2 separate regions of the Homo sapiens genome follow, and region 1 is linked to region 2. A link is an interaction called in ENCODE POLR2A ChIA-PET data of the cell type or tissue named here. Cell type or tissue: OCI-LY7. All regions are shown on one strand. Each heading gives the region's core, and the rest is flanking DNA. Links, peaks and the distances in the headings are about the cores only.

The links. Peaks named below come from ENCODE experiments on the same cell type or tissue, not always from the same donor. Only the 100,000 strongest peaks of a DNase experiment are listed, where the experiment ranks them.
Region 1: POLR2A ChIA-PET joins it to region 2 with 10 read pairs; 4 of 35 experiments call an interaction of 5 or more read pairs at or near these places.

What each region holds. Positions count from the first base shown.
Region 1 is chr3:183,108,189-183,125,199 of GRCh38, reverse strand. LOC105374247 (a long non-coding RNA gene) reads right to left here and starts at 16,975. Exons shown (of 3, transcript XR_924772.3): 1 at 16,806-16,975; 2 at 14,032-14,123; 3 at 10,947-11,203. LAMP3 (lysosomal associated membrane protein 3) reads left to right here. Exons shown (of 6, transcript NM_014398.4): 6 at 986-2,985. The coding sequence ends at 1,119. It also overlaps a transcript of MCCC1 not described here. In OCI-LY7, for the core only: no CTCF peak of the experiment used is centred there; DNase peaks (open chromatin) are centred at 8,979 and 10,579; H3K4me3 peaks cover 2,489 bases; H3K27ac peaks cover 1,861 bases.
Region 2 is chr3:183,038,478-183,053,658 of GRCh38, reverse strand. MCCC1 (methylcrotonyl-CoA carboxylase subunit 1) reads left to right here. Exons shown (of 19, transcript NM_020166.5): 9 at 1,419-1,500; 10 at 8,119-8,246; 11 at 11,909-12,092; 12 at 14,524-14,633. Among named protein-coding and RNA genes, the nearest start is that of MCCC1, 53 kb to the left of the region's middle. In OCI-LY7, for the core only: no CTCF peak of the experiment used is centred there; DNase peaks (open chromatin) are centred at 6,598, 8,208 and 8,918; H3K4me3 peaks cover 3,155 bases; H3K27ac peaks cover 5,678 bases.

The DNA of each region.
Region 1 (17,011 bases), core at 4,394-12,393, 72 kb before region 2:
TGCTCTTTTCTCCCAGTCTCTTCATTAGAGTATTCTATCAACTTCCCCTTTTACCCCAGACCCCTCCGTCTTTCCTCGGTTGAGATTTATTAGTCTCTGACCCAATCAATTACATTAAATGAATTGAGTAAGCGTTTTCTAATGGTATAAAGAAAAAACAGTCTTGATAAGTTTGTAAACTCTCACTTTTAAGCTCTCATAAATAATTTGGTCTGTTTTCTAATATTAGCTAAAAGTAATACAATAGAACCTTAGGAGTGACAAAAATGTTTTATAAAGTGGATAAAAATCATGTTTCTCAAGAGATCATCTGTAATCTGGTCACTGGTCACACAAATGTTTTTTGTTTGTTTGTTTGTTTGTTTTTGAGATGGAGTTTCGCTCTTGTTGCCCAGGCTGGAGTGCAATGGTGTGATCTCGGCTCACCGCAACCTCTGCCTCCCGGGTTCAAGCAATTCTCCTGCCTCAGCCTCCCGAGTAGCTGGGATTACAGGCATGTGCCACCACGCCCGGCTAATTTTGTATTCTTAGTAGAGATGGGGTTTCTCCATGTTGGTCAGGCTGGTCTCAAACTCACGACATCAGATGATCCGCCCGCCTCGGCCTCCCAAAGTGCTGGGATTACAGGCGTGAGCCACTGTGCCCGGCTGGTCTCTTTTATGTAAGCATATCCCACTTAGCAGGGAGTATGCCTGGAGTGACTTCTTACTCAGTTCAGGAAATAAGGATTATGATTATTGAATGTTAATTACTAAGAAAATATGGTTATTTAATCTTCTGACAGTCTTACATATTATTTGCTTACTTTATAAATTAGGAAATTGCAAGGGTAAATTACCTGCCCAAGGTCACAAAGCTAGTTAATGGTGGAGTTAAAAGTCAAGCTTTGTTTGATGCCAAAGCTCATCTTCTTTCCCCTCTAGCCTGCTTTCTGGACTGCATCACCAAACCTTACCCACTGTATTGTATTTGTTTTCTCTCTTAGTGGATGAGTGCTCGTCTGACTACACAATTGTGCTTCCTGTGATTGGGGCCATCGTGGTTGGTCTCTGCCTTATGGGTATGGGTGTCTATAAAATCCGCCTAAGGTGTCAATCATCTGGATACCAGAGAATCTAATTGTTGCCCGGGGGGAATGAAAATAATGGAATTTAGAGAACTCTTTCATCCCTTCCAGGATGGATGTTGGGAAATTCCCTCAGAGTGTGGGTCCTTCAAACAATGTAAACCACCATCTTCTATTCAAATGAAGTGAGTCATGTGTGATTTAAGTTCAGGCAGCACATCAATTTCTAAATACTTTTTGTTTATTTTATGAAAGATATAGTGAGCTGTTTATTTTCTAGTTTCCTTTAGAATATTTTAGCCACTCAAAGTCAACATTTGAGATATGTTGAATTAACATAATATATGTAAAGTAGAATAAGCCTTCAAATTATAAACCAAGGGTCAATTGTAACTAATACTACTGTGTGTGCATTGAAGATTTTATTTTACCCTTGATCTTAACAAAGCCTTTGCTTTGTTATCAAATGGACTTTCAGTGCTTTTACTATCTGTGTTTTATGGTTTCATGTAACATACATATTCCTGGTGTAGCACTTAACTCCTTTTCCACTTTAAATTTGTTTTTGTTTTTTGAGACGGAGTTTCACTCTTGTCACCCAGGCTGGAGTACAGTGGCACGATCTCGGCTTATGGCAACCTCCGCCTCCCGGGTTCAAGTGATTCTCCTGCTTCAGCTTCCCGAGTAGCTGGGATTACAGGCACACACTACCACGCCTGGCTAATTTTTGTATTTTTATTATAGACGGGGTTTCACCATGTTGGCCAGACTGGTCTTGAACTCTTGACCTCAGGTGATCCACCCACCTCAGCCTCCCAAAGTGCTGGGATTACAGGCATGAGCCATTGCGCCCGGCCTTAAATGTTTTTTTTAATCATCAAAAAGAACAACATATCTCAGGTTGTCTAAGTGTTTTTATGTAAAACCAACAAAAAGAACAAATCAGCTTATATTTTTTATCTTGATGACTCCTGCTCCAGAATCGCTAGACTAAGAATTAGGTGGCTACAGATGGTAGAACTAAACAATAAGCAAGAGACAATAATAATGGCCCTTAATTATTAACAAAGTGCCAGAGTCTAGGCTAAGCACTTTATCTATATCTCATTTCATTCTCACAACTTATAGGTGAATGAGTAAACTGAGACTTAAGGGAACTGAATCACTTAAATGTCACCTGGCTAACTGATGGCAGAGCCAGAGCTTGAATTCATGTTGGTCTGACATCAAGGTCTTTGGTCTTCTCCCTACACCAAGTTACCTACAAGAACAATGACACCACACTCTGCCTGAAGGCTCACACCTCATACCAGCATACGCTCACCTTACAGGGAAATGGGTTTATCCAGGATCATGAGACATTAGGGTAGATGAAAGGAGAGCTTTGCAGATAACAAAATAGCCTATCCTTAATAAATCCTCCACTCTCTGGAAGGAGACTGAGGGGCTTTGTAAAACATTAGTCAGTTGCTCATTTTTATGGGATTGCTTAGCTGGGCTGTAAAGATGAAGGCATCAAATAAACTCAAAGTATTTTTAAATTTTTTTGATAATAGAGAAACTTCGCTAACCAACTGTTCTTTCTTGAGTGTATAGCCCCATCTTGTGGTAACTTGCTGCTTCTGCACTTCATATCCATATTTCCTATTGTTCACTTTATTCTGTAGAGCAGCCTGCCAAGAATTTTATTTCTGCTGTTTTTTTTGCTGCTAAAGAAAGGAACTAAGTCAGGATGTTAACAGAAAAGTCCACATAACCCTAGAATTCTTAGTCAAGGAATAATTCAAGTCAGCCTAGAGACCATGTTGACTTTCCTCATGTGTTTCCTTATGACTCAGTAAGTTGGCAAGGTCCTGACTTTAGTCTTAATAAAACATTGAATTGTAGTAAAGGTTTTTGTAATAAAAACTTACTTTGGAGATTTGTGCATGTCATTTATTTTTTATGATTCATTTTTGTGCTGTATAAATTTTGTTTACAATCATCTTAGGTTTTTGCTCCGATCAATAAGTTAAATCATCTTTCTATAATTTGTTTCATTCTATTCTCCATTGCCACATTATCACTTGGTAGGAATTCCTGAGAAGATAAACCACATTAAAGTTACATATGAAATGTCTCAACTCTTAGCTTAGACTGACTGCATTACTAGTTTGCTTAAATGTCGCCACGTTTGTTCATTCATTCATTTGATCAGCATTGATAAGGATTTGCTAAATGCCAGATACTCTTGTAGGAGCTGAGATAAATAAGAGGTCCTATATTAGTTACCCATAGTGATCTGAGAGAAAGAGAGAGAGGGCTGGGAGCGGTGGCTGACACCTGTAATCCCAGCACTTTGGGAGGCCGAGGCAGTCAGGTCACGAGGTCAGGAGTTTGAGACCAACCTGGCCAATATGGTGAAACTCCGTCTCTACTAAAAGTACAAACAAATTAGCTGGGCATGGTGGTGTGCACCTGTAGTCCCAGCTACTCGGGAGGCTGAGGCAGAAGAATCGCTTGATCCCGGGAGACAGAGGTTGCAGTGAGCCGAGATCATGCCACTGCACTCCAGCCTGGGCGACAGAGCGAGACTCCATCTCAAAAAAAAAGAGAGAGAGAGAGACTGACCAAGATGAAAGCCGTCATATTTTTATAACCTAATCACAGAAGAAACATACTATCGCATGTCTGTTTATGGTTCACACAAACCATCTCTGGTACACTGTGGAAGGGGACTACACAAGGGCTCGAATATCAGATTTTAGTCCATTCTGTGCCATTATCACAGAATACCACAGATTTTTTGATAACTTACAAGCAATAGAAGTTGATTTGGTCATGGTTCTGGAGCCTGGGAAGTCCAAGATGGAAGGGCCAAATCTGATGTGCATCTTCTTGCTGCCTTGTAACATGGTAAAAGGCATCACATGGTGCGAGGACACAGAAGAGAGAGCAAGAGGGGGCCCCACACTTGTAATAATAGCATTAATCCATCCACGAGGGCAGAGCCATCATGACCCCACTGCCTCTTAAAGGTCCCGCTTCTCAACACTGTTGCATTGTAGATTAAGTTTCCAACATATGGTTTGGGGGACACCTTCCAACCACAGCGCCGGGAGAGGGAGGAACCCCTGGAGGCAGCGTGGATGCTGCCTACCTCAGGTGCCTACTGTCAAGGTGAACATTGTGGAATTCGTGGTTTACTTTTTGGAGGGAACTTCAGTAAATAAATTCCAGTATATATACTAAGATAAGTGGATTAATAGGAACATATACAAGGGATGATGAGAGCAAGGCCCTTTCCAGCCTGCTTCCAACCCTGCCCCAGGTGTAGCACCTCCTCAGGAGCACAGCCTCCCAATCCCTGGTGATGAAGGTCCATTGACCACAGGGTCTGGTGTTGACCCATTGGTCTACAGCACTGACGTCACGGCTTCACCTTCCTAAAAGAAAGTAGCCAGGATGGCTCCAGCCCCTACCCAATCTGCCCCACCTTTGTTCTTCTCACACTTTTCTTGCTTTGTAAGGTCCTAGATCCCCCCTCTGGACTCCTGTTTGGGGCTCTAAGCTTGAAGGCCAAGAAGGTCTGAGGACACAAATACATGAGCCACTCCTTCCTGACCCGGGTCTTGGTTCTCTAGGATGATTTGCTGTGAGGTTTCCCTCTGCCCACTAAGTAAAAGGAATATAAACTATAAAAAGAATGGAAGAAGAATCTCTGCCAATGAAAAAAGAGTTTCATTTTATAATACTCCAGCCCCTCGCTCATCAACAAGTCCCTTCACCCCACCTTAGTGCCTCCAAGAGATGCCAATTTTGGTCAAGTGTTGGCAGGCATAAATAAGAGATGTTTAGGCCAGGTGCCATGGCTCACACCTGTAACCCTAGCACTTTGGGAGGCTGAGGCAGTTGGATCACCTGAGGTCAGGAGTTTGAGACCAGCCTGGCCAATGTTGTGAAACCCCATCTCTGCTAAAAATATAAAAATTAGCCAGGCATGGTGGTGGGCACCTGTAATCCCAGCTGTCTGGGAGGCTGAGGCAGGAGAATCATTTGAACCTGGGAGGTGAGGTTGCAGTGAGCCAAGATCGTAGGACTGCCCTCCAGCCTGGGCAACAGAGTGAGACTCTGTCTCAAAAAAAAAAAAAAAAAAAAAAAAAAAAAGAGATGTTTTATTTTGTTTTTAACTTAACTAGTTTTATATTAAGACCAAGATTGACTAAAGATAAAATTGTGAAATAAATTCTGTTATCAAAATTATAAAATCTCTTTTGCTTTCCAGATATTCCCTCATGCTGTCCTGGCAAACTTTCTTCTTAAGTGCTCATGTATTCTTCTAACTTCCTCATACCTCCACCAGCCCCACCACCCCACCCCAACATGCTTTGGCTGACCCCAACAATGTTATTCACTCACTCAATTCCATTTTTTTTTTAAACGGAGTCTCACTCTGTCACCCAGGCTGGAGTACAACGGCACAATCTCGGCTCACTGCAACCTCTGTCTCCTGGGTTCAAGCAATTCTCCTGCCTCAGCCTCCTGAGTAGCTGGGATTACAGGTGTGCACCACCATGGCCAGCTAATTTTTGTATTTTTAGTAGAGACGGGGTTTCACCATGTTGGCCAGGGTAGTCTCAAACTCCTGACCTCAGGTGATCCACCCTCCTCAGCCTCCCAAAGTGCTGGGATTACAGGGTCGAGCCACCGTGCACAGCCATTTTTTAAATTTTTTATTTTATTTTATTTTATTTTGAGACAGGGTCTCGCTCTGTCACCCAGGCTGGAATGCAGTGGTGTGATCACGGCTTACAGTAGCTTCAACTTCCCAGGCTCCAGCGATCCTCCCACCTCAGCCTCGAAGGTAGCTGGGACTACAGGTGCGTGCTATCACACCCAGCTAATTTTTAATTTTTTTTTTTGTAGATACGTGGTCTTGCTATGTTGCGCCAGCTGGTCTAAATTTCTGGGCTCAAATGATCCACTCACCTCTGCCTCCCAAAATGCTGGGATTACAGGCATGAAGCACCAATCCTGGCTCATTATCATGTGTTAGTAACCCATTGTGGAGTCGTCTTTTATCCCTCCCAAGGCCACGTGCATTTTGTCAAAAGACATTACCTTAATCCAAAGGCATAAAGCTTCGACTAAGTGCAATGGCTCACACCTGTAATCCCAGCACTTTGGGAGGCCAAGGGAAGCAGATCATTTGAGGCCAGGAGTTCGAGATCAGCCTGGCCAATATGGCAAAACCCCATCTCCACTAAAAATACAAAAATTGGCTGGGCATGGTGACACGCACCTGTAGTCCCATCTATTCGGGAGTCTGGGGCATGAGAATTGCTTGAACCCAGGGAGCGGAGGTTACAGTGAGTTGAGATAGCGCCACTGCACTCCAGCCTGGGTGACAGAGTGAGACTCTGTCTCAACATCGACAACAAAACAAAGGCATAAAGTTTTATGTGTGAGGTTTTAGGCCTGAGCACAAGATTAGCAAGAGGAATCTTTCAAGGCAGCAGGATCTCCTGGCCTCCATCTATTCTCACCACCTGCCAGGAGTCCCTACCCACACTTCCTGTTAAGATAGCTCTGATTATAAGCTTGTTCTATACTCACCTGCCTCTGTAGCTTCACTAGCTATTGGATGGACACTTTTAATTGGACAGTTTTAAAAGACATTACCGGCTGGGCGCGGTGGCTCACACCTGTAATCCCAGCACTTTTGGAGGCGGAGGCGGGTGGATCGCAAGGTCAAGAGATCGAGACTATCCTGGCCAACATGGGGAAACCCCGTCTCTACTAAAAATAAAAAAATTAGCTGGGTGTGGTGGTGCACACCTGTAGTCCCAGCTACTCGGGAGGCTGGGGCAGGAAAATCTCTTGAAACCAGGAGGCGGAGGTTGCAGTGAGCCAAGATAGTGCCACTGCACTCCAGCCTGACAACAGAGTGAGACTGTCTCAAAAAAAAAAAGTCAGCCAGGCATGGTGGTGCACACCTGTAATCCCAGCTACTCAGTAGGCTGAGGCAGGAGAATTGCTTGAACCTGGCAGGCGGAGGTTGCAGTGAGGCAAGATAGTGCCACTGCACTCCAGCCTGGGTGACAGAGCGAGACTCCATCTCAAAAAAAAAGAGAGAGAGCTATTGCCACGTTTGCCCCAAAGCCACAAGCATCTTCCACAGGCAGCTCCCAGACAATGACTGAGCATGCAGGGATACTAAGGTGAAACCATTCCCGGGACACATTGTCCTCATCTGACAGCTGACTTTGGCTTGAGAACTTCTCAACTGCCAGAACTTCCCCAGACTGCACGGCAGAAATGCTTCTGCCCAGTGCTCTTTCCCTTTCTCCTTCATGCAAGTTCAAGCTGGCATCATGGTCTGAAAACTCTCCAGCACCTTGGCTCCCTCACCATTTTCTCCCACAGACTTTTCACCTGATAAAGTCTGGCATGGTTAATCCCATCTTGGCATCTTTTTCTTTAAAGTCCCAGACTAACGTAAGTGGTGCTGAAAGTGCCCCAAGAAAAGAGGCAGTAGGAAGGGGATTTGGAACTGGCTCACCCATCACCCAGCAGATGAGGGGATACTGTCCTGGTTGATAGGTGGACGCAGATAGTTCCTGGACCTGGGTGGCAGCTCAGTTGCTAACGATTTCATTGGTGGTGACCTGAGAAAAGATGCTTTTGGAGGGGAATGCTGTAGCAGGTGTGATTTCACAAGCATTTAACAATATGGGAGAACAATGCCTACCAAGACAGCAGAATGGGCTGTCCTACTAAATTGTGTTGATGGCCCTGCAGGGGAATAACAGACTGAGGGCTGTTAACAAGCAGTGAATCACCAAATATGAGAGTAGGAGAGCCTTGGGAGCAGCTTACAAAACAGGCATTATCTTCCGCAGTGGCAAGACAGACTCGGTTTTGAACAGCTGGTCAAAAATCTAATTGCAAGCTGGGCTTGATGGCGCATGCCTGTAATACCAGCACCTTGAGTGGCTCAGGTGGGAGGATTGCTTGAGCCCAGGAGATTGAGACCAGCGTGAGCAACATAGAGAGACTCCTGTCTCTACAAAAAGTTAAAAAATTAGCTGGGCATGGTGGTGCTCACCTGTGGTCCCAGATATTCGGGAGGCTGCGGTGGGAGGATAGCTTGAGCCCAGGAGATCAAGGCTGCAGTGAGCAGTAATCTCACCACTGCACTCCAGCCTGGGTGACAGGGCAAGACCCTGTTTCAAAAAAAAAAAAAAAAATTGCAAGTCTACAGAGCCTCAAAGAGATTTGAGTGTCTGGTGCAGGCAGGTCTGGTATACAAAGTGCAGGGCCCTGGTGGGGAAATCCGGGATCCTGAACCATAGCTCAGGGGCACTGAGATGGATTCCGCCAGTGATATTTGACTCTGCAAAAGCCCAGAGCCTCTGGGATTTCAGATGTAGCCCAGCCTTCCCTACTTCGTGCTAGCACATCAGTTTTCTGGAAGATGCTACTGAAGCCTCTCTCACAAGGCAAGAGGTGACCCCTCAGGAGTTGCCTCACCTCTTCTCCTCCTTGCCAGGCTGAGAACTAGTATGAAAATGCAGCTGAACACATGCTGGGCCTGATTGAGGCAGGAGAATCGGGAAATTGGGGTTAGCAGGGTTTCAGCAAGTGCAGCCAGTGCGCACGGGCAGGGGAACAGTAGGTGCAGCCAGTCCGCACGGGCAGGGGAACAGCAGGCGCAGTCAGTGCGCACGGGCAGGGAAACAGCAGGCGCAGCCAGTCCGCAAGGGCAGGGGAATAGCAGGCGCAGCCAGTCCGCACGGGCAGGGGAAAAGCAGGTGCAGCCAGTCCTCACGGGCAGGGGAACAGCAGGTGCAGCCAGTGCGCACGGGTAGGGGAACAGCAGGTGCAGCCAGTCTGCACCGGCAGGGGAACAGCGGGTGCAGTCAGTGCGCATGGGCAGGGGAACAGCGGGTGCAGTCAGTGCGCATGAGCAGGAGAGCCGCAGGTGCAGCATATAGATCACATCCTCGCTCCCATGACAACAAGCCCCTTTAGCCCCCCATTGGCCGCCGGCCAGTCCTTCATGGGGTGTGGCCAATTGGAGGCTTCTGAGGGTTTCCTAGGGGTTTTGCTGGGTTCTTTCTAGCTTAATTTAAAAAAAACCCTACTTGAGGGGGCTCTTCAGCAACTGCTTGCTCGAGCCCACTCCCACTCTGTGACCGTCTTCAATAAATCTGTGCCCACTCCGTGGTGTTGTGTTCAACTATTTGTCCAATACGCCAAGAACCTGGACATCACATTTAGGACTTTTTTTTTTTAATTTGAGATGGAGTTTTGCTCTTGTCACTCAGGCTGGAGTGCAGTGGCGTGATCTCGGCTCACTGCAACTTCCGCCTCCCGGGTTCAAGCGATTCTTCCACCTCAGCCTCCCGAGTAGCTGGGATTACAGGCGCCCAACACCATGCCCAGCTAATTTTTGTATTTTTAGTAGAGATGGAGTTTCACCATGTTGGCCAGGCTGGTCTCCAACTCCTGACCTCAGATGATCCACCCACCTCAGCCTCCCAAAGTGCTGGGATTACGGGCGTGGGCCACCGCACCTGGCAGCATTTAGGACCTTCTCTCTGGTAACATAAGTAGGGGAAGAGACAACACACACCCAAAATGGCAAGAATCCGCTGGCACGGACAGGCTGGACCCAGGTGAGTACTCCTGGGGTTGGATTTTGAAGGTGCTTGGTCAATAGAGCCAAAAGGTAAATCTGGGTGAGCAAGAATTCACTGACCTCAGGGTAGATTCTTGAACATGGTATTTAACACCCAGCAAGAACTCCAGGGAATGGACACTTGCTGAGATGGCTCTTAGAAGCCTGGAAGAAATGATAGCCAATTCTAAGCAAAGCGGAGATGCCTGGGTGGCCCTGGCAGATGGCAGAGGAAGGAATAAGGAGGTTGAGGAGAGTGTTGAATTGATGTGTTTTAGTAAGGTCAGAAGACATGCTAGAGGATTGTTTTCCATGAGAGGGCTTAGGATACATCTTTTATCAAGGCCGTCAGAGGGGTGCCGGCATCCCTGGGCACGTTGGTGTGGCTCTTTTTTGTAACACAGTTGGTAGGAGAGAGGTCCCAGAACTGGGAGTGTGGGAATGATGGGTCCCCTGAAACAAAGCCAGGCGGCAGCATTTAGCACCACGAGCCGGGAGACTGTCATTACCATAACAACTGGCAAGGTAGAGGGGCATCCAAAGGAGCTTGGTTTGCAGGACTGTGGATGTGGTTAATGGAGCAGGGAATCCCTAGGAGCAAAATACAGGGGCAGCCAGCATGGGTCCTGCTTAACATCTAAAGCAACAGCAACAACAACAGACAGTGGAGAGGCAGGAGGCTAAGGGTGGTCACTCCAATAAAACACCACGATTCCTTGCTCCGTTTCCAGAACCGAGGCAATTTTTAGATCTAGAGTCACTGTCTGAATAAGTGGCTTGCTCTCTAGGAGGAAGAGCCTGTGAAGATTCTTCCCCTTCTTCCCCCAAAGGGACTTGAGAGGAAAATACTGTCTTACTTCTTCTTTCACACCATAACAATCAACACAGAAAACTGCTGTGATCAAATGTGTATGTTTCTCCCCACCCTCAAATACCGAGCAAGCCATCAGTTCTGCAGTGGACACCAGATGGCTTCCTTCAATTCAATTCTGACACTGCCTGGAGACAGCATCAGATCCCATGTTGTACCCGAGCGAGTTAGAAAAACGCCACACTTTGAGATGAATTAAAAGTCCTTTATTAGCCAGCGACCGAGAGACGGCTAACGCTCAAAATTTGGCCCCAAGAAAGGGGCTTGATTAACTTTTACATCTTGGTTTAGGAAGGGGGGCGGGGGGTCTAGTTAAAACAATTTTACAGAAGTTAAGTAGTCAAAAAGGTAAAAGGATAAATGGTTACAGGAAAGTAAACAGTTCCAGGTGCAGGGGCTTTAAGACTATTACAAGGTGATAGACACAGGGCTTTGGGCGTTATCAATCAGACGAATTCTTGGGCACTGCGGATATAGCTCGCCACAGTATCTTATCCGTTAATTGCATTCTTGGATGTGCTGGGAGTCAGCTTGCACAAGTTAAGTCCTTGAGGAAGAGGCTGCCAGTGAAAGAGCCAAGATGGAGTTTGTCTTGTTCTCTTAGCTAAGGGAGAAACAAGGCCTGGTGAATAAGGAAAAAACAAGGTTGGGCATTACACCCACGGGTTGAGGGCTCACCCCCCAAGACAGCTCCCCACCCGCTCTGCACTTCTGATGCCAGTTGCAAGCCCTGGGTTATTTTGCCTGTATTTTTGACCCACCAGCTAAAAATCAGGATTTCCACAACTCCCTCCTCAGGTTCTATTAATTTGCTAGAGTGGCTCCCAGAACTCTGGGAAACACTTTTACCAGTTTATTATAAAGGACCCTTTTTTTAAATTTTTTTTTATTTTTTTTTGAGACAGAGTCATCTTCTGTCACCCAGGTTGGACCACAGCGGTGTGATCACAGCTCATTGCAGCCTTGACCTCCTGGACTTAAGGGAACCTCCCACCTCAGCTTCCTTTTTTTTATTTTTTATTTATTTATTTTTATTATTATACTTTAAGTTCTAGGGTACACGTGCACAATGTGCAGGTTTGTTACATATGTATACATGTGCCATGTTGGTGTGCTGCACTCATTAACTCGTCATTTACATTAGGTATATCTCCTAATGCTATCCGTCCCCCCTCCCCCCACCCCACAACAGTCCCCGGAGTATGATGTTCCCCTTCCTGTCCAAGTGTTCTCATTGTTCAATTCCCACCTATCAGTGAGAACAGCGGTGTTTGGTTTTCTGTCCTTGCGATAGTTTGCTGTTCTACTTCAGCTTTCTAAGTAGCTGGAACCACAGGCTCCCACCACTAAGCCCAGTTAATTTTTTTTTTTTTTTTTTGAGATGGAGTCTCGCTCTGTCACCAGGCTGGAGTGCAGTGGAGCCATCTCGGCTCACTGCAATCTCTGCCTCCCGGGTTCAAGGGATTCTCCTGCCTCAGCCTCCCGAGTAGCTGAGGTTACAGGCGCCCACTACCACGCCCAGCTAATTTTTGTATTTTTAGTAGAGACGGAGTTTCACCATCTTGGTCAGGATGGTCTCGATCTCTTGACTTCGTGATCCGCCGGCCTTGGCCTCCCAAAGTGGTGAGATTACAGGCGTGAGCCACCGTGCCCGGCCAATTTTTTTTTTATTTTTTATTTTTTTTTATTTTTTAAGATGGGGGTCTCACTACATTGCCAGGCTGGTCTCCAACTTCTGGTCTCAAGCAATCCTCCTGCCCAAGCTCCCAAAGGGCTGAGATTACAGGTGTGAGCCAATGCGCCCAGCCTTCAAAGGATATTTTAAAGTATACAAATAGACAGATGAAGAGATACATAGGGTAAAGTCTGGAACGGTTTGCATGCTGGTATACATGCTGAAATATTTATGGATGAAATTAAATGATGGTTGAAATTTGCCTCAGAAAAATCTGATAGGAAGTGGTGATAGGTGGGATATAGATGAAAAAGGTTAATCGTGAGTTGATAATTATTAAAATTGTATAATGTGTACAGGGATTTATTATATAATTCTACCCACTCTTGTAATGGTAAAGCTTTTCCATAATAAAAGGTTTTTTAAACCAGGGGAGAAAAACTCATATGCATGAGAGAAAATGTCTTGTCTTTGCTTGATGTTGTGTCTGCTGTGATGGTAGGAGCCACTGCAGCCTTCTTTTGACACTTGCTGAAAATGGTAGAGCAGGATAGAAAGCACATGGCCACATCCTTGGTGATAACATTGAGCTATTGAGTTAACCAGTCCTGGAAACACCCTACCTTCTGTCCTTGTTATGTGAAATAAATTTCCCTCATTTTTAGTTGGATGTTCTGTGGCTTACAGGCAAAAACATCTTAATTGACACGGGGAACAACAAGAAATTTGTAGGATTAACAGAGTCATAGAGCTTAATTTAAAATGATGAGATTGATGATGAGGAAAATGCCTGGGCCCTTTTTAGGTATTAGAAAGCTGAGCTGGCATACATTTGTTTTCAGAATCACTGAACCCTGCTCTATTTTACAAAATGGATTTTCAGAAGACCAGAGAGACTCAGAGCACTTCCATTTATTGAGGAATGTTTTTTTTTTTAAATTTAGGAAAGCCAAAACAATGTTTCAAAAATGGCGATATATTTTACATGTTGACATGTAACAAAATAACATTTTAACACAAAAATTACAATGCAAAGTTGTGGCTATTCATAGGATAATTATAAGATAAAAATAAAATATCCATTCATGGCACAGTGTAGGGAGTGTGGTCTCGCACTGAGGCACAGGTTCAAATTTCTGTCCGTCTGATCACTGTGTTGCTGGGACTATATGAATGACTTCATTTGGAGAAGGTTTAAATTTAAAACGCTTTTTGAATGCAAAGTCTGGGTTAACAGCCCTTCTGGACCTCCTGGTCTTTCCTGCAATAGGCCTAAGAATAACTCACATGCATGTATCACTTTATAGTCTTCAAAGGTCATTTGAAGGCTGGACGCGGTGACTCACGCCTGTAATCCCAGCACTTTGGGAGGCCAAGGCGGGCAGATCACCTGAGGTCAGGAGTTCGAAACCAGCCTGGCCAACATGGCAAAACCCCATGTCTACTAAAAATGCAAAAATTAGCCAGGCGTGGTGGTAGGTGCCTATAATCCCAGCTACTCGGGAGGCTGAGGCAGGAGAATCACTTGAGCCTGGGAGGCAGAGGTTGCAGTGAACTGAGATTGCGCCACTGCATTCCAGCCTGAGCGACAGAGTGAGACTCCATCTCAAAACAAAAAAAAAAGGTCATTTGACATAACTTATTTAATCTTCACAATGACCCTGTAAGGTAACAAATACAGGGTGCTGCGTATTGCATTGGGGTTCCCAGCCAAAGGGGTTGACAGAAGCGGAAATCCAGACTTGTACTCGACTTACCATGCTGTGTATCCTGTCCTGAGTTTGCCTGTTCCAGGAGAATAAGGAACTCTTATATAATTTTCCCAAAGAGACACAAGCAAACAGCAGTCCTGATGATATAATACATATGTAAACATCTTTATCATCATTAAAAAGCATGTCAAATTGTACTGGTACAAAAACAGATGCATAGACCAATGGAGCAGAATAGAGAATCCAGAAATAAAGCTGCATACCTACAATCATCTGATCTTCAACAGAGTTAATAATAATAAGCAATGGGGAAAGGACTCCCTATTCAATAAATGGTGCTGTGATAACCGGCTAGCCATATGCAGAAGATTGAAACTAGATCCCTACCTTTCTCCATACACAAAAATTAACCCAAGATGGATTAAAGACTTAAATATAAGATCTAAAACTATAGAAGTCCTAGAAGAATACCTAGAAAATACCATTCTGAACATCAGCCTTGGCAAAAAATTTGTGACTAGGCCGGGTGCGGTGGCTTACGCCTGTAATCCCATCACTCTGGGAGGCTGAGGTGGGCGGATCATGGGGTCAGGAGATCGAGACCATTCTGACTAACACAGTGAAACCCCGTCTCCACTAAAAAATACAAAAAATTAGCCAGGCGTAGTGGCGGGCGCCTGTAGTCCCAGCTACTCAGGAGGCTGAGGCAGGAGAATGGCGTGAACCTGGGAGGCGGAGCTCACAGTGAGCTGAGATCGCGGCACTGCACTCCAGCCTGGGTGACAGAGTGAGACTCTGTCTCAAAAAAAAAAAAAAAAAATTGTGACTAAAGGGATCTAAAATTATAAAAGTCCTGGAAGAATACCTAGAAAATACCATTCTGAACATCAGCCTTGGCAAAAGATTTGTGACTAAGTCTCCAAAAGCAATGGCAACAAAACCAAACATCGACAGGTAGGACCTAATTAAACTACAGAGCTTCTACACAGCAAAAGAACCATCAACAGAATGCACAGATAACCTACAGAATGGGAGAAAATATTTGCAAATTAGGCATCTGACAAAGGTCTAATACCCAGAATCTATAGGGAACTTAATTAAACTAGCAAAAGACAATCCTATTAAAAATGGGCAAAGGACATGAACAGACACTTCTCAAAAGAGGACATACATGCAGCCAACAAATATATGAAAAAAATTCTCAATATCACTAATCATTAGAGAAATACAAATCAAAATCACAATGAGATCCATCTTGTACCAATCAGAATGGCCATTATTAAAAAGTCAAAAACATAACAGACAGTGAGGCTGTAGAGAAAAGGGAACGTTTATACACTGCTGGTGGGAATGTAAATTAGTTCAGCCACTGTGGAAATCAGTTTGGAGATTTCTCAAAGAACTTAAAACAGAACTACCATATGACCCAGCAATCCCATTATCGGATATATACCCAAAGGAATATAAATCATTCTACCAAAGAGACACACACACTCATATGTTCATCACAGCACCATTCACAATAGCAAAGACATGCAGTCAACCTAGGTGCCCATCAACAGTGGACTGGAAAAGAAAATGTGGTACATATTTACTATGGAATACTACACAACCATAAAAAAGAAAGAAATCATGTCCTTTGCAGCAACATGGATGCAGCTGGAGGCCACTATCCTAAGCGAATTAACATGGGAACAGAAAACCAAATACCACATGTTCTCACTTACAAGTGGGAGCTAAACGTTCAATACACATCTATACAAACATTAGAACAATAGGCACTGGGTACCACCAGAGGAGAGATGGTGGGAGGGAGGCAATAGTTGAAGAACTATCAGGTACTATGCTCACCAGGGTGACGGGATCATTTGTACGCTAAACCTCAGCAGCATGCAATATACCCATATAAATAACCTACACATGGCCAGGCACGGTGGCTCACGCCTGTAATCCCAGCACTTTCGGAGGTCGAGGTGGGCGGATCACCAGATGTCAAGAGTTCAAGACCAGCCTGGGCAACATGGTGAAACCCCGTCTCTACTAAAAATACAAAAATTAGCTGGGCATGGTGGCCGGCGCCTGTAATCCCAGCTACCTGGGAGGCTGAGACAGAAGAATCACTTGAATCCAGGAGGCGGAGGTTGTAGTGAGCCGAGATCGCGCCACTGCACTCCAGCTTGGGCAACAAAGAGGAAAACTCCATCTCAAAAACAAAAACAAAACAAACAAACAAAAAACCCCACAAACCTGCATGTGTAGCCCCGAACCTAAAAGAAAAATTTTTTAAAAACCCAGCATATCAAAGTCCTTCAATACATATGATGCTGTAATGGGTCATTCCTTTGGGCTTTAGTTTTATCCCAGATATACCTATTGAACACCAAAGAGGCTACTGGGGCTGTTCTACACTTCGGTTGGAGCAAGTGCGAGGATGATGGATCAGTATAACTGCCCTTGCCCCAGAAATTGGAAATAATCATGCCTGATCTAAAACAGGATCAGTGGGTGGAGTTATAGAGAGAACAGCACACCAGCTTCTAACTCTGTACCTCCACTTCCACTTCCTCCCCCCAGTATTTTCTTCAGTCAGATTTAAACATTACTTCTTGTTAAAGTCATGTCTGTTTCTTGTAGAACTTTGCGAAGTGCAGAAAATTATTCAGAAGTAATGTTGAGAAGGAGTGGTGGAGAATGAAACACAATTCTACCTCTCGGAGACAAAACCATATGGAATGTCAAAAAAAAATATTTACAGTGAGGAAACCTGGCAGACACCAATTTAATCAAGTGATAAAGTTAACATCATGGAACAAACTCACATTTTGTAGCTCCAGATATGATGCACTGAAATGGGTATGACATCACTTCTGTGGTATTCCTGCCAAAAGGGAGGAATCTAATTACCTAAATCTAATAACCTAAATCTAATCATGAGGAAATACCAGATGAACAGGTTAAAGAAAAATAAAATTGGAGGCCACAGTTTGGATATTTCCCTAGGCCAACAACCCACAGCCATGTGTAG
Region 2 (15,181 bases), core at 4,682-12,681:
TAATTTTTGTATTTTTAGTAGAGACGGGGTTTCACTATGTTGGCCAGGCTGGTCTCGAACTCCTGACTTCATGATCCGCCCACCTTGGCCTCCCGAACTGCTGGGATTACAGGCATGAGCCACCGTGCCTGGCCCCTATTTTTAAATTTTTAAATTAAATTAAAATTTTTTGAGATGGGGTCTTGCTGTATCACCCAGGCTAGAGTGCAGTGGCACAAACATGGTTCACTAGACCCCTGACCTCTTGGGCTCAAGTGATCCTCCCACCTCAGCCTCCTGAGTGGCTGGAACTATAGGTGTGTGCTATCATGCCTGGCCAATTTTTTTATTTTTGTAGAGACAGGGTCTCGCCATGTTGCTCCATGGTTTGATTCTTGCCAGGCTGGTATCAATCTCCTGGGCTCAAGTGCTTCACCCGTCTCGGCCTCCCAAAGTGTTGGGATTACAGGGGTGAGCCACCACACCCGGCCTGTTTTAACTTTTTAACCTTTTCTGTTAAAAATGAAGACACAAACACACCCATTAGACTAGACCTAAACAGAATCAGGATCATCAGTGTCACTGTCTTTTCTCCACATCTTGTCCCAATAAAAGTTTTCAGGGTCAATAACATCTATGGAGCTGTCATCTTCTATGATAACAATGCTTTCTTCTGAAATATCTCCTGAAGGAACTGTCTGAGGCTGTTTTACAGTTAACTTTTTTTTTTAAGTAAAAGGGATACACTTTAAAATAACTATAAAAATTGTATAGTATAGTAAATTAAAAAAACAATAGCGTAGTTGTATTATCAAGTATTATATACGGCACATGATTGGGCTGTATTTTTTTTTTTTTTTTTTTTTTTTTGAGACAAAGTCTCACTCTGTCACCCAGGCTGGAGTACAGTGGCGTGATCTCGGCTCACTGCAAGCTCCGCCTCCCAGGGTCACGCCATTCTTCTGCCTCAGCCTCCTGAGTAGCTGGGACTACAGGCGCCCGCCACCATGCCTGGCTAATTTTCTTTGTATTTTTAGTAGAGACAGGGTTTCACCGTGTTAGCCAGGATGGTCTCAATCTCCTGACCTTGTGATCCGCCCGCCTCAGCCTCCCAAAGTGCTGGGATTACAGGCGTGAGCCACCGCACCTGGCTGATTGTGCTATACTTTTGTATAATGGCAGTGAAGTCGTTTTGTTGACACCAGCCTCACCACAAAACACATGAGTAATGACTGTGCTGTGATGTTATGACAGCTACAGTGTCACTAGGTGATAGGGATTTTTCAGCTCCATTATAATCTTATGGGACAACTGTTGTATATGTGGTCTGTTGTTGACTAAGAAACGTCATTATGTGGCACCTGACTGAATTGAATTTTAATGGAATTTCTAGTAAGGCAAGCTACTAATGGAGATTTATTTACATATTTTTTTCATAGCCTGGTATTAAATCTGAAGTAAGAAAAAAGCTGGGAGAAGCTGCAGTCAGAGCTGCTAAAGCTGTAAATTATGTTGGAGCAGGTAGGTTAAGATTTGCTTCTAATGGAAGAGACGTAACAGTGTTTAATTTATGTTTTAGAAGGCAAGAGAAACACAACTTTTAAATCAGTTGCTTTCAAGCTGTTTTGACCATATTCACAGTAAGAAATACATTTTATATTGAGACTTAGTATGTACACATAAATGTTTATTTTTACATACATATATATTTGAAACAAATGTTTCATTAAACAGTACTTGTCTTAATTATATGAGTTTTGATATTTTGTATTCTATTTTAAAATCACTAGATTGATTTTTTTACTTCTTTATGGTTAATAAACTTTCTCTTTTAGAGCAGTTTTAAGCTTACAGCAAAATTGAGCAAAAGGTACAGAGAATTCCCATATACCCCCTGTCCCCCACTCGGATACCCCCCAACACACAAGCTCCCACAGTATCAATATTCCTGCACCAGAGAGGTACGTTTGTTACAGTCAGCGACCCTACATTGACACATCATTATCACCCAAGTCCATAGTTTACATTAGGGCTCACTCTTGGTGTTGTACATTCTGTGAGTTTTGACAAATGTATAATGATATGTATCCACCATTGTACTATGGTATAGAATAGTTTCAGTGCCCTAAATATCCTCTGTGCTCTGTCTATTCATCCTTTCATCCCCCCTAAACCCCGGCAGCCACTCATGTTTTTACTGCCCCCATAGTTTTGCCTTTTCAAGAATTTCAGATAGCTGGAATCATACAGTATGTAGCCTTTTCCGATTGGCTTCTTTATAATATGCATTTAAGTTTCCTCCATGTCTTTTCATGGCTTGATAGCTCATTTCTTTTTTATGCTGAATAATATTTCGTTGTCTCGATGTCTCAGAGTTTATTATCTATTTAGCTACTGAAGGACATCTTGGTTGCTTCCAAGTTTTGGCAATTATGAATAAAGCTGCTATAAACACCCTGAAAACAAACAGGCTTTTGTATGGACATAATTTTTTAGTTTATTTGGGTGAATACTAAGGAGCGTGCTACTGGGTCACATGGTAAAAGAATATTTAGTTTTGGAAGAAACTGACAAACTCTATTCTAAAGTGACAGTACTATTTTGCATTCCTGTCAGCAACAAAAGAGGTTTCCTGTTGCTCCAAATCCTCTCCAGCTTTTGGTGATGTCAGTGTTTTGGATTCAGGCCATTTGGTATCTCATTGTTTTAATTTGCACTTCCCTAATGACATACAGTGTTGAACATCTTTTCATATGCATACTTGCCATCTTTATATCTTCTTTGATGAAGTGTCTGTTCAGGTCTTTCACCCATTTTTTAATCAGGTTGTTTGTTTTCCTATTGTTGAGTTTTAAGAGTCCTTTGTATATTTTGAATGACAGTTCTTTATCAGATGTGCCTTTGCAAACACTGTCAGTCTGAGGCTTGTCTTCACTTCTCAACTTTCCCTTTCTTTTTTTTTTTTTTTTTTTTTGAGACAGAGTCTCACTCTGTCTCCCAGGCTGGAATGCAATGGTGTGATCTCGGCTCACTGCAACCTCCGCCTCCCAGGTTCAAATGATTCTCCTGTCCCAGCCCCCTGAGTAGCTGGGATTACAGGCACGTGCCATCACACACCCAGCTACTTTTTTGCATTTTTAGTAGAGGCGGGGTTTCACCACTTTAGCCAGGCTGATCTCAAACTCTTGACCTCAGGTGATCCGCCCACCTCAGCCTCCCAAAGTGCTGGAATTACAGGCTTGAGCCACCGCGCCCGGCCGACTTTCCTTTTCACAGAGCAGAAGTTTTAAGTTTTAATGAAGTCCAGTATATAAATTATTTGTAGATCATGCCTTTGGTGTTGTATATAAAAAGTCATCACCATACTCAAGCTTGTCTAGGTTATATTATACTCAGCTGGCCTTGTGCTTTCTGTTTTGGAAGGTTATTAATTATTGACTTAATCTCTTTAATAAATATAGCTATTCAGATTCTCTTTTTTTAATTTAATTTTATAGAGACAGGGTCTCATATTGCCCAGGCTGGTCTTAGACTCTTGGCCCCAAGGGATCCTCCTGCCATGGCCTCCCAAAGTGCTGGGATTACAGGCGTGAGCCACCATACCTGGCCTATGCTCACTGCAACCTCCACTTCCTGGACTCAAGTGATCTTCCCACCTCAGCCTCCCAAGTAGCTGGAACTACAGGCATGTGCCACAACACTCAGCTAATTTTTAAATTTTTTAGTAGAGACAGGGTCCCCCTGTATTGCCAAGGCTGGTCTCAAACCCCTGAGCTCAAGCAGTCTTCCCACCTTGGCCTCCCAAAGTGTTGGGATTACACACATGAGCCACTGCACCTGGCCCTAGGTTCTCTCTTTCTTGTAGGAGTTTTGACAGATTGTGTCTTTGAAGGAATTGGTTCATTTCATCTAGGTTATCAAATTTGTGGGCATAGAATTATTCATAATATTTCTTTATTATCATTTTAATGTCCATGGGACCTGTAGTAATAGACCTCTTTTTGTTCCGTTACTAGCAATTTGTATTTTCTCTCTTCTTTTTTTCTTAGTTAACCTGGCTAAAGGTTATTGTGCTTTTGTTTCTTTTCTTTTTTCTTTTTTTTTTTTTTGAAACAAAGTCTCATTCTGTCGCCAGGCTGGAGTGCAATGGTGAGATCTTGGCTCACTGCAACCTCCGCCTCCTGGGTTCAAGCAATTCTCCTGCCTCAGCCTCCCGAGTAGCTGGGAACTACAGGTGCACGCCACTACACCCAGCTAATTTTTATATTTTTTTAGTAGAGATGGGTTTCACCATCTTGGCCAGGATGGTCTTGATCTCTTGACCTTTTGAGCTGCCCGCTGTGGCCAAGGTTACTGATTTTATTGATCTTTTCAAGGAACTGGTTTGGGTTTTGGTGATTTTTTTCTATTGATTTTCCATTTTCAATTTCATTAATTTTTGCTTTAATTTTTATTATTTCTTCTGCTTACTTTGGATTTAATTTGCTGTTCTCTTCTCATTAATTAAAATATAAGCTTAGATTCTTGATTTTGGTATTTTCTTTTCTAATATATACATTCAATGCTATAAATTTCCCACTAAGCACTGCTTTTGATGCATTCTACAAATTTTGAAAGTTGTATTTTTATTTAGTTGAGAATATTTTAAATTTTTTCTTGAGATTTCTTTATTGATTCAGGTGTCATTTAGAAGTGTGTTGTTTAACATCCAAATATCTTAGGATTTTCCAGATATCCTTCTGTTAGTGATTTCTAGTTTAATTCTGTTATGTTCTGAGAGCAGACACTGTTATGATTTATATTCTTTTAAATTTGTTAAGATGTGGTTTATGGTCCAGAATGTGGTCTATCCTGGTGAATATTCCTTTCTAGCTTGAGAATGTGTTCTGCTGTTGTTGGATGAAATAGTCTATAGATGACAGTTGTATCCAGTTGATTGATGGTGTTGTTGAATTCAACTATGTCCTTAGTGATTTTCTGCCTGCTGGATCATCCATATCTATTTAATAACAGATGGGTGTTAAAGTCTCCAACTGTAATAGTGAATTAATCTATTTCTCCTTACAATTCTTTTTTGCTACATATATTTTATGCTCTGTTGTTAGGTACATGCATGTTAAAAATTGTTATGTCTACCCTTTTATCATTGTTTAATGCCCCTCCTTATCCCTGATAACTTTCCCTGCTCTGAAGTTTGCTCTAAAATTAAGATGGCTACTCGCACTTTCTTTGGTGTTAGCATATTCTTTGTCTGTTTTTACTTTAAGTCTATAAGTCTTTAAAGTGGATTTCTTGTAGGTAACATATATTTGTCTTTTGTTTTTTAATCTACTCCAACAATCTCTGTCTTTTAATTGGTATATTTAGACATCAACATTTAAAGTGATTATTAATGTACTTTGATTAATATTTACCATATTTATTATTGTTTTCTATTTATTCCCCTTGTTTGTTCCTATTTTTATCTTTCAGACTTTTTCTGCCTTTCATGGTTTTAATTGAGCATCTTCTATGATCCAATTTCCTCTCCTTTTTTAGCATATCAAGTACAGTCATATGCTGCATAACACCATTTTATTCAATATAACAATGGTTCCATAAGATTAAAATGCAGCTGAAAAATTCCTATCCAGTGACATTGTGGCAACTGTAACATCATAGTACAATGCATTACTTTCTTTAGGTTTAGATATATGTAGATACACAAATACTTACCACTGTGTTACAGTTGCCTACAGTATGCAGTAACATGTTATTATTGTTTCAAATATTACTTCTGTTCCTTCCTTTCTTCTCCTTCTGGTATTCTCGTTCTGCGTAGTTAATACCTTTTGTAGTTGTCTTGCAGTGCTAGGTATTGTTCTGTTTAAGGTTTTTTTTCTCACTGTTTTTCAGAATTGGAAGTTTCTGTTGTCATATCCTCAAGTTCAGAGGTTCTTTCCCTGCCATACCCAACGTACTAATGAGCCCATCAAAGCATGCTTCATTTCTATTAGGGTTATGGTTTTTTTTTTTTCAATTCTAGCATTTCCTTTTTATTCTTTCTTAGAATTTTCACCTCTCTGCTTACATTATCTATCTGTTCTTGCATGTTGTCTACTTTTTTCATTAAAGCCCTTAGCCTGTTAATCACAGTTTAGAATTTCTGTGTCTGATAATTCTAACATTCCTGCCATACCTGATGCTTCTTCAGTCTCTTCAAACTGTGTTTTTTGCCTTTTAGTATGCCTTGTAATTTTTTGTTGAAAGATGGACATGGTGTACTGGGTAAAGAGAATTTTGCTAAACAGGCCTTTGGTAATGTGATAAGGCTGGAGGGGGCATGTTCTCTTGTCCCATGATCAGATCTCAGTCTTGCTGAGCCTGTGCCCCTGGTGTGTGAACTTCACCAGTGCTTCCTGGTATGTTTTTGTTTTGTTTTCCCCCACCCCTTAGGGTGGACAGTATGTCTGGCAAAGGCTGGAGTTGGGTATTTCTCCTCCCCCAGTGAGGTTAGGCTCTGATAAAATCCCAATCGTTTAGGCTCTGATAAAATAGTTTTTCTCAAGGGTAAACCTTGAATGTTTTGGTGTATTTCAAAGTGGTTTCATTTCCCTTCTGAGCTGGAAGCATGGGAGGATTTTTCTCTGATATTCACTGTGAAGACCTGGTAGAGCTCCTGGAGGTAAAACTCACAAAAGTGTGAGGTCCTCCTGTAACTGGGTCGCCTTGGAGTTTTTAACTCTCAGAGTTGTCCACACTGAGCTACCAGGAATTTGTCAATTACAGCTCAGGCTTCTCCTCATGGCATCTCTGTATCTGCCTGTCAGTTGTCTGTCTCTCTGGTTCTGAGGACAAGCAGCTTGCCCTGTGACCTGATTTCTCTGACAAATTTAAAAATTGTTGATTTTCAGCTTGTTCAGCTTTTTACTTGATAGGACAGAGTGGCAGCTTCTAAGCTCCTTAGATGCCGGATCAGATTGATTTTCAAATTGATTTTAAGCTGGGCACAGTGGCTCACACCTGTAATCCCAGCACTCTGGGAGGCTGAGGCAGGTGGATCACTTGAGGTCAGGAGTTCAAGACCAGCCTGGCCAACATGGTGAAACCCCATCTCTACTAAAAATACAAAAAAATTAGCTGGACATAGTGGTGTGCGCCTGTGGTCCCATCTACTCAGGAGGCTGAGGTGGAGGAATTGCTTGAACCCGGGAGGCAGAGGTTGCAGTGAGCCAAGATCACGCCATTGCACCCCAGCCTGGATGACAGAGTGAGATTCCATCTTAAAAAAAAAAAAATTGATTTTAAAATCCACTAATGGGTTGTGACCACACTTTTAAAAACAACTTTACATTGTATTCACTTTAAGCTAAGAGAAAAACACAGAAACACAGAAGACTACAAACTATATGATTTCATTTATATAAAATTCTAGAAAAACTATAGTGACAGAAAGCAGATTGGTGGTTTCCTGGATCCCAGGGTTTAGTGAAGGGACTGATTCCAAATGGGAACAAGGGAACTTTTTGGATGATGGAAATGTTCTGTAGTTTCATTGTGGTTCTGTGATTGTATTCAATTGCTAAATCACATGCCTACACTTCAAATAGTTACAGTTTGTTGTCTAAAATTAAACCTTAATAAAGTTAGGGGAAATTTTTTAGAGCTTAATAGAATGCCAATAGATATTAACATAAGGTTTAGTTGCCAAACAATCTTTCAATGGGTTACCAGCAAAAGGGCTTTAAAAAGAAATTCCTAGGAGCCCACAATCAGGGAAAAAAAAGTTTTCTTTTTCTCCATGGGGTTAGGGTGAGATGGGATGTCATGGTATGAGGCTCCCAGGATCTTGGTGCTCTGAGGCAGTAACATGTGGTCCACCCTTGTTCTCACTGTTACAAGCTGAAACGGATTCATAATTTGGGCTTACCATTTGCTCACAACCCCAAATATACTTTTCCGTTGCCAAATTTCATGCAGCTCTCTATTTTTGACTAAGATTCATATGCTGCTGCAAATGCGAGATGTTTTCTTCATGAAATGCAAAGTGTTACCATTGAATGAAGACAGCGGTAAAACTTGATGTGATGCATCATGGAAGATTTTGGTTTGCTACTGATTATACACTATTGAATATGACCATTGTTTTTTACCTTTTAGGGACTGTGGAGTTTATTATGGACTCAAAACATAATTTCTGTTTCATGGAGATGAATACAAGGCTGCAAGTGGAACATCCTGTTACTGAGATGATCACAGGAACTGACTTGGTGGAGTGGCAGCTTAGAGTGAGAATATTTTTTCTATTAAAAATCAGCCTTGGCTGGGTGCGGTGGCTCAAGCCTGTAGTCCCAGCACTTTGGCAGGCCAAGGCAGGTGGATCACCTGAGGTCAGGAGTTCGAGACCAGCCTGGCCAATGTGGTGAAACCCTGTCTCTACCAAAAATACAAAAATTAGCCGGGCGTGGTGCCGGGTGCCTGTAGTCCCCGGTACTCAGGAGGCTGAGGCAGGAGAATCACTGAGCCTGGGAGGCAGAGGTTGCAGTAAGCCGAGATCGCGCCACTGCATTCCAGCCTGGGTACTCCATCTTAAAAAAAAAAAAAAAAAGATCAGTCTTGATGGGAGGGATGTGAGGGCTGAAAAACTACCTAAATGGTACCGTGTTCACTGTTTGAGTGATGGGTTCATCAGAAGCCCAAATCCCAGCATTATGCAAAATACCCATGTAGCAAACATTCACGTGTACCACCTGAATCTATAATTCAACAACAACGACAACAACAACAACAACAAAACAGTCTTGAGAATAGGTTACTACCTTCTGGCCTCCTAAAACAGGTGTCATTTTGGACGGGGTTCAGTTCTTGGTGGTTATGAGGACAGGAAGATGGGAGGTTAAAAGTGAAGCCACATTTGATGCTGTAGCTTTTTTTGGCACTTTAGGGACTCAGATTCACTTCCCCCTAGGCCCGGGCAGCCAGCAGGTGAGATTGTGTCACAGGGGCTTGCTCACAACCACATCACCTCAAGGTCAAAGCCTCATGGTCTACCTAAGGCCACAGCATTCTGGGCCAGGCCATCATTCGGTTTCAGATCAGGGCAGATACTAGGCAAGATGAAATGAGCTAAGGCAGAGTTGGGAATGAAGAGCCAAGGAGATGGTCTAGAATGATCCAAGTAAAGTGCGGATTTATGGCTGTTGCGGGCCCATGAGTAAATGTTCATTCAGAGTAAATGTTTGGAAACTTTTAAAGCATTTTGGCATTGCTATGACATGCCTACTGTATTTTTCAAACATGTAAGTTTATAACTGTTCTTTTACTATGGATAGTTTGAGAAGCACTGGTGTAAACCAGAATTCCACAAAACATACTTCTCAAATATTAATAATAGCTTAGTCTGTTTTTGTTCTCATAAGAACAATAGATTTTACTTTAGCCTTCTTTTTCCTAACATGAAAAAAATCTGTTAAGTAATATAGACGGTCCTGATATATGTAGGATTCGTGGTTCCTTGTATATCCTGCATCTAAATTGTTTTTTCCTGGTGTGACGCCAAAATCTTGATTATTTTGGTAATTTTATCTTTTCAGAACTTCTGTAGATAATAATATGATACTCCTTTTGTTGGTTCCTTGGGGGTGATTGGTGGTTCTAATTGAGCCAAAAGGTTCTTCTAGGGCTCTATATCCTAGGGTGTTAACGAAAACCAGGCACAGCAAGCTGGTAAGTTTTAGTGAGTGTCAAGAAAAACTGTAGTGGCTTTGGAAACTTCTGGAAGGAGTGTTTATATTTCCAGAATTCAAGGAAAAGGAGGATAATTTTTCTGAAGCAGTAAATCAAGAGAGTTTCGACCTTGGAAATCATAAGAGAAAAAAAGGTTTCTAAGGATTAAGGAAGGAGAAAGCTTTTGGGTATTAAGGAAACCAGCAGACATCTATTTCTTGTAAGAGCTTGTCAAGGCTCTTCAGAAAGAGAAGCCAGCTTTTATCATCTGGGGAGGGACACTAGAACTTAGGGAAGCTGCTGGACCTGGTTTATAGAGTTCAAGGCATTTGGCATCTGGCCTTCAAACAGAGGTAAAACAAAGGGGCTCACCATTTGGTGAGTCAAGAGTCTAAGCTCGAGGACCTGCCTGTGCAGTCAAGCCTTCCTAGAACAAGGGTTGAATGATGACTGATGTAAGTGTCCTGGGTTCAGGCTGCAGATACAGATAGTTAACAGTGTTCAGGGAAAGCTGGTGAAAATGTCAAGGTTAGGGGTTCCGGAGAGCCAGTGTCAGCCTGAGAGAACTCAAATGGCACATATCTCCAAAGACCCAGAGGCATGATTGGGGCCTGTCTTTTCTGGGCTCAAGTGGAAGCCAAGCTTGGAGGAAAATGGACAGGCAAAGACAAGTCAAGGTGAACACAAGAGACAGAGTTTTGCTCTTTTTGCCCAGGCTGGAGTGCAATGGCGTGATAGCTCACTGCAACCTCTACCTCCCGGCTTCAAGCAATTCTCCTGCCTCAGCCTCCCGTGTAGCTGGGATTACAGGCGTGTGCCACCATGCCCGGCTAATTTTTGTGTTTTTAGTAGAGACAGGGTTTCACCATGTTGGCCAGGCTGGTCTTGAATTCCTGACCTCAGGTGATCCGCCTGCCTCGGCCTCCCAAATTGCTGGGATTACAGGCATGAGCCACCACACCTGACCCAGAATTATTTATTAAAACGTTAAAAAACTGGTTCCAAGTCTATTGTGAACAGTGCTGCAATAAACATACACATGCATGCGTCTTTATAGTAGAGTGATTTGTAATCCTTTGGGTATATACCCAGTAATGGGATTGCTGGGTCAAATGGTATTTCTGGTTCTAGATCCTAAGGATGGAATGATAATAGGTAACATAGTGCTGACTGTATGCCAGACACTTTTCTCTGAAGCATGGAAAGCTTAAGAAACTTGTCTAGATGACAAAGTAAGTATAGAGACAAAATTTGAACCTAGGCAATCTGTCTGCAGAGCCTGAGGTGTTTTCAAAATATACTGCCATAAAGGTATTTAACTTAGTTCCGTTTCCTTTCATTCTTAACTGCTGTGCATCCTGATCTTTCATATTTACAGATTCAGAAAAATGAAACTTTTGCTTCTGTTTTATACTTACCGGTTTAGTTCAATGTCATGCTAAGTTACTTAGAGTCTAGATTTTCCTGTATCTATATTGCTTTCTCAGGTTGTCATTTTCTCATCTTGGAAAAAAACTTAAGAGTAAAGAGAGAAAGTGCAATGTGTCCTCCAATAGCCATTTCCAATTTATACTAGTTAATTGAAGAGAGTGATTTGTTGTATTGGTACATAATAACTAAAATAGTAATAATTATAGTAACAACAAACAATAGTGATCACCCTGTTTGTAATCTGGTATCATGCAGTACATATCAACATAACAAAATTGAAAAACCATCATTTTCCCCTTTCTGTTTTGCTTTATCACCCACTTACTGGTGAAGATTACAGCGTAGGATGACAATGTCAGCTACACTTTTTGCTTGGCTGTGAATCTAGTCCTAAACACTAATAATATACTATTTTTTAAAAAAAATTGATTTGGGAATTAAGTGCTAATGTTTTAAATGAAAACTGAGAGTGTGTTGCTAGTAAGAAGTTTTGGTTTTGATTATATTGAACAAACACTGATTTTTATATTTGTAAGTTAGCCATCACTTTGCCTGCTTTTGCCATTTAAAAACTCCGATACCCCAAATGATAGACTGTTGCCAAGCTGCATCTGTTTTTTAATTTTTTGTTTTGCCCAATACTCAAATGAGTAGACAAAATAATAGTTTTTATTTGGCTGCATTGCAAAACCTAAATGTACATTTTACCTAGAAAAAAAGCAAGACCATTGATTTACTAAGTCTGGTAGCCGCTATACGGTAGATTTCATAAGAAACACTATTCTATTGCCAGATTGCAGCAGGAGAGAAGATTCCTTTGAGCCAGGAAGAAATAACTCTGCAGGGCCATGCCTTCGAAGCTAGAATATATGCAGAAGATCCTAGCAATAACTTCATGCCTGTGGCAGGCCCATTAGTGCACCTCTCTACTCCTCGAGCAGACCCTTCCACCAGGATTGAAACTGGAGTACGGCAAGGTAAAGTGAAAGAAAATGAAAAGTCTCACTCTTTTTAAGTTTTTAGTACATTATTGTTTTTGGACACATTCTTATCCCTGAGTCTTACAGAACTGTCTAGCATATTTTAAAATAAAGAATTTAAGTGATTTCTCAGTAACCATTACTTTTTGCCTCTGGAATTGTTATTTTTAAAGAATAACAAGTATTTTTCAACAACGGACTCCTTTTTTTTGAAATTCAGCAGTACTTGGTCAAACCTAACCAGGAAATATTTTGTGTGTACTGTTCTTGACCTTGCCTCATTCCAAAAATGATTTAAGATGACTGATATCTGCTATGCACAAGGCAGACTGCCTTCAAAGGACATAAAGTCAAGTTGGAGAATTAACACATAAACTTAGTATAAGCTAAACAATAAAAAAATTAAAGTAAAGAAACAGTGGAAGAGCTATCACAGTTCAGCATATGATTAATAACAGTGGTCATAACTAGTGATTATTTAGGACTTCCTACTTACAGGCACTGCTCTAGGTGATTTTTCTACTTGTGTTCCTTTCACCATGAGAAGTACCCTGTAAGTAGGCATTATTATCATCCCTGTTTTCTAGATGAGGAAACTGGAGCACAGAAGAGTTAAGTGACTTGTCCAAGGTCATCCTTGGAGCCAAGATTCAGACCCAGGCAGTCTTGCTCCAGAGTCAGTGCTCTGAGCCTCCACGGTCTCCTGTCATCTTAATTTCAATTGCTGGAATAAGTTATACAGTGATGGGATATAGCAATTCTCAGGGGTAAGAGGTCACACTAGACTGATATAATTAGGACAAGTTTTTTGTTTGTTTGTTTTTTTGTTTGTTTTTGTTTTTGAGACAAGGTCTCACTCTGTGCCCAGGCTGGAGTACAGTGGTGTGATCTCAGCTCACTACAACCTTTATCTCCCTGACTTAAGCAGTTCTCAGGCCTCAGCCTCCCGAGTAGCTGGGATTACAGGTGTATACCACCATGCCTAGCTAATTTTTTTTTTTTTTTTTGTATTTTTAGTAGAGACAGGTTTTCACCATGTTGGCTAGGCTGGTCTCAAACTCCTGGCCTCAAGTGATCTGCCCACCTTGGCCTTTCAAGGTGCTGGGATTACAGGGGTGAGCCACCGTGCCTGGCCAGGACAAGTTTTTAAGAGGATGTCTGGAATGGATTTAGATAGGTAGATTTAAACAGCATAATGAAGAGTGAAGAAAAGAGAAAAAGGTATGTTTGAAGAATAGTAAGAAAATATATGACTGGAGACATGGGTTGAAGGCAAATCCTAGTGTCCTAAAAGCCAAAATGAGGATTTAGATCTTCTTAAAAATAAATTGGCAGCATTTTGAGAGCTCTGGATAAGCCACAGCAAGATTTGGTAGTTAGTAGACTTTTTAACTTAGCAAAGCATCTTAACTCTGCTTGCCCCACCGGTTCCTTCCTTTTTTTTTTTTTTTTTTTTTTTTTTTTTCTGAGATGGAGTTTCACTCTTGTTGCCCAGGCTGGAGTGCAATGGCACGATTTTGGCTCACTGCAACCTCCACTTCCCAGGTTCAAATGATTCTCCTTCCTCAGCCTCCTGAGTAGCTGGAATTACAGGCACCCGCCACCACGCCCGGCTAATTTTTTGTATTTTTAGTAGAGACAGGGTTTCACTATGTTGGCCAGGCTGGTCTTGAACTCCTGACTTTGTGATCTGCCCACCTCGGCCTCCCAAAGTCTTGGGAGTACAGGCGTGAGCCACCTGTAGGCACCTCTAATCTTATCAACGAGGACTCTGGGGTTCAAAGAGGTCAAGTGACCTGCCAAAATCCTGGAAAGACCCTGCAACAACGTTCTTTTCAACACACCACATCCTTTCTACTTGAACCATTTCTAACCAGTGGAATGTGCCCTGGTTCAGATTCTTGTTCTCTAGGACTGTAACCATCCCAGTGATGATAGCTGCCATTGGTTTATCAGTTTTGCCAGGTATGGCACTTGTCACTTTATTGTCACTCCTCCCAGCAACCCTGCAGGACAGAGGAATTATTAAACTTGCTTGACTAGTACGGAAACTGAAAGAGTGGAGGGGAGGGGAATGCTAAGGGCAGAAATGAGGGGAATGTGAGAGGGTGGAGGGAGATTGTGTTGACTTTGAAAATGAGAAGGGAAAAGAAGATTCAGAAGAAGATAGGACAGGGAAAGCCAGCTTGTGTGCCATTGAATCACCACGTTAGGGCCTGGTGCTGTTGGGTGGCCCACCTCGTTACACCTGGTGAGTTTTCAAAGCCCTCTGAACCTCAGGGTCCTCATGAATAAATTTGTGTTGTTATTTATCATGCAGGGGTTTATGAGGATTAAGCGTGAAATGTACATAACAAAATGTCTTGCTCGTTGTATTTTATTCCTTCGTGTTTTGACTTGAAGAGGTTACCGTGGTTTTCAATTTCAGGAGACGAAGTTTCCGTGCATTATGACCCCATGATTGCGAAGCTGGTCGTGTGGGCAGCAGATCGCCAGGCGGCATTGACAAAACTGAGGTACAGCCTTCGTCAGTACAATGTGAGTGATCTGAGACCGTGCCAGTGACCTTGATGTGTTTGGTCAGCACCAGAGGTCAGCCTTTGTCTTTGGCAGGGCCTTGGTCTCGTCAGCATATTTTCTATTTCCATCAATTGCCCAAACAAAATAGTTTCACATGGGAGAATTTTGCGTGGGCCAGAACAGGGTTTGAGGACTTCTTCATTTCAGTTACAAAAGAAAGATTGCAGAAGTAAAATTGTTAGTGTCAGTGCTATGCTTCGGTGAAATCCTATTCACTCTGTAGATAAGGCCAGCTATACATGGTACCTTCGTAGGTTTTTTATTTTTCCTAAGAGCTGTCCACAGTAGAAAATACTTAGGAAATAAAAGCAGATGTTTTCCTGAATGTTGTTTTCGCTACCCAGTATGCCTGCAGTCCAGTAGTTTTTCTCTAAAGTAAAATAATTATGTTCAGTTTCATCCCTTTAATAGAGTTTGTTATTTTTCTGTAGAACATTAATTTCCTTGGTGCAGAAAGTCCCATACCACATTGATTTGGCTCATAGAAGGATTTATTAACCCAGTTA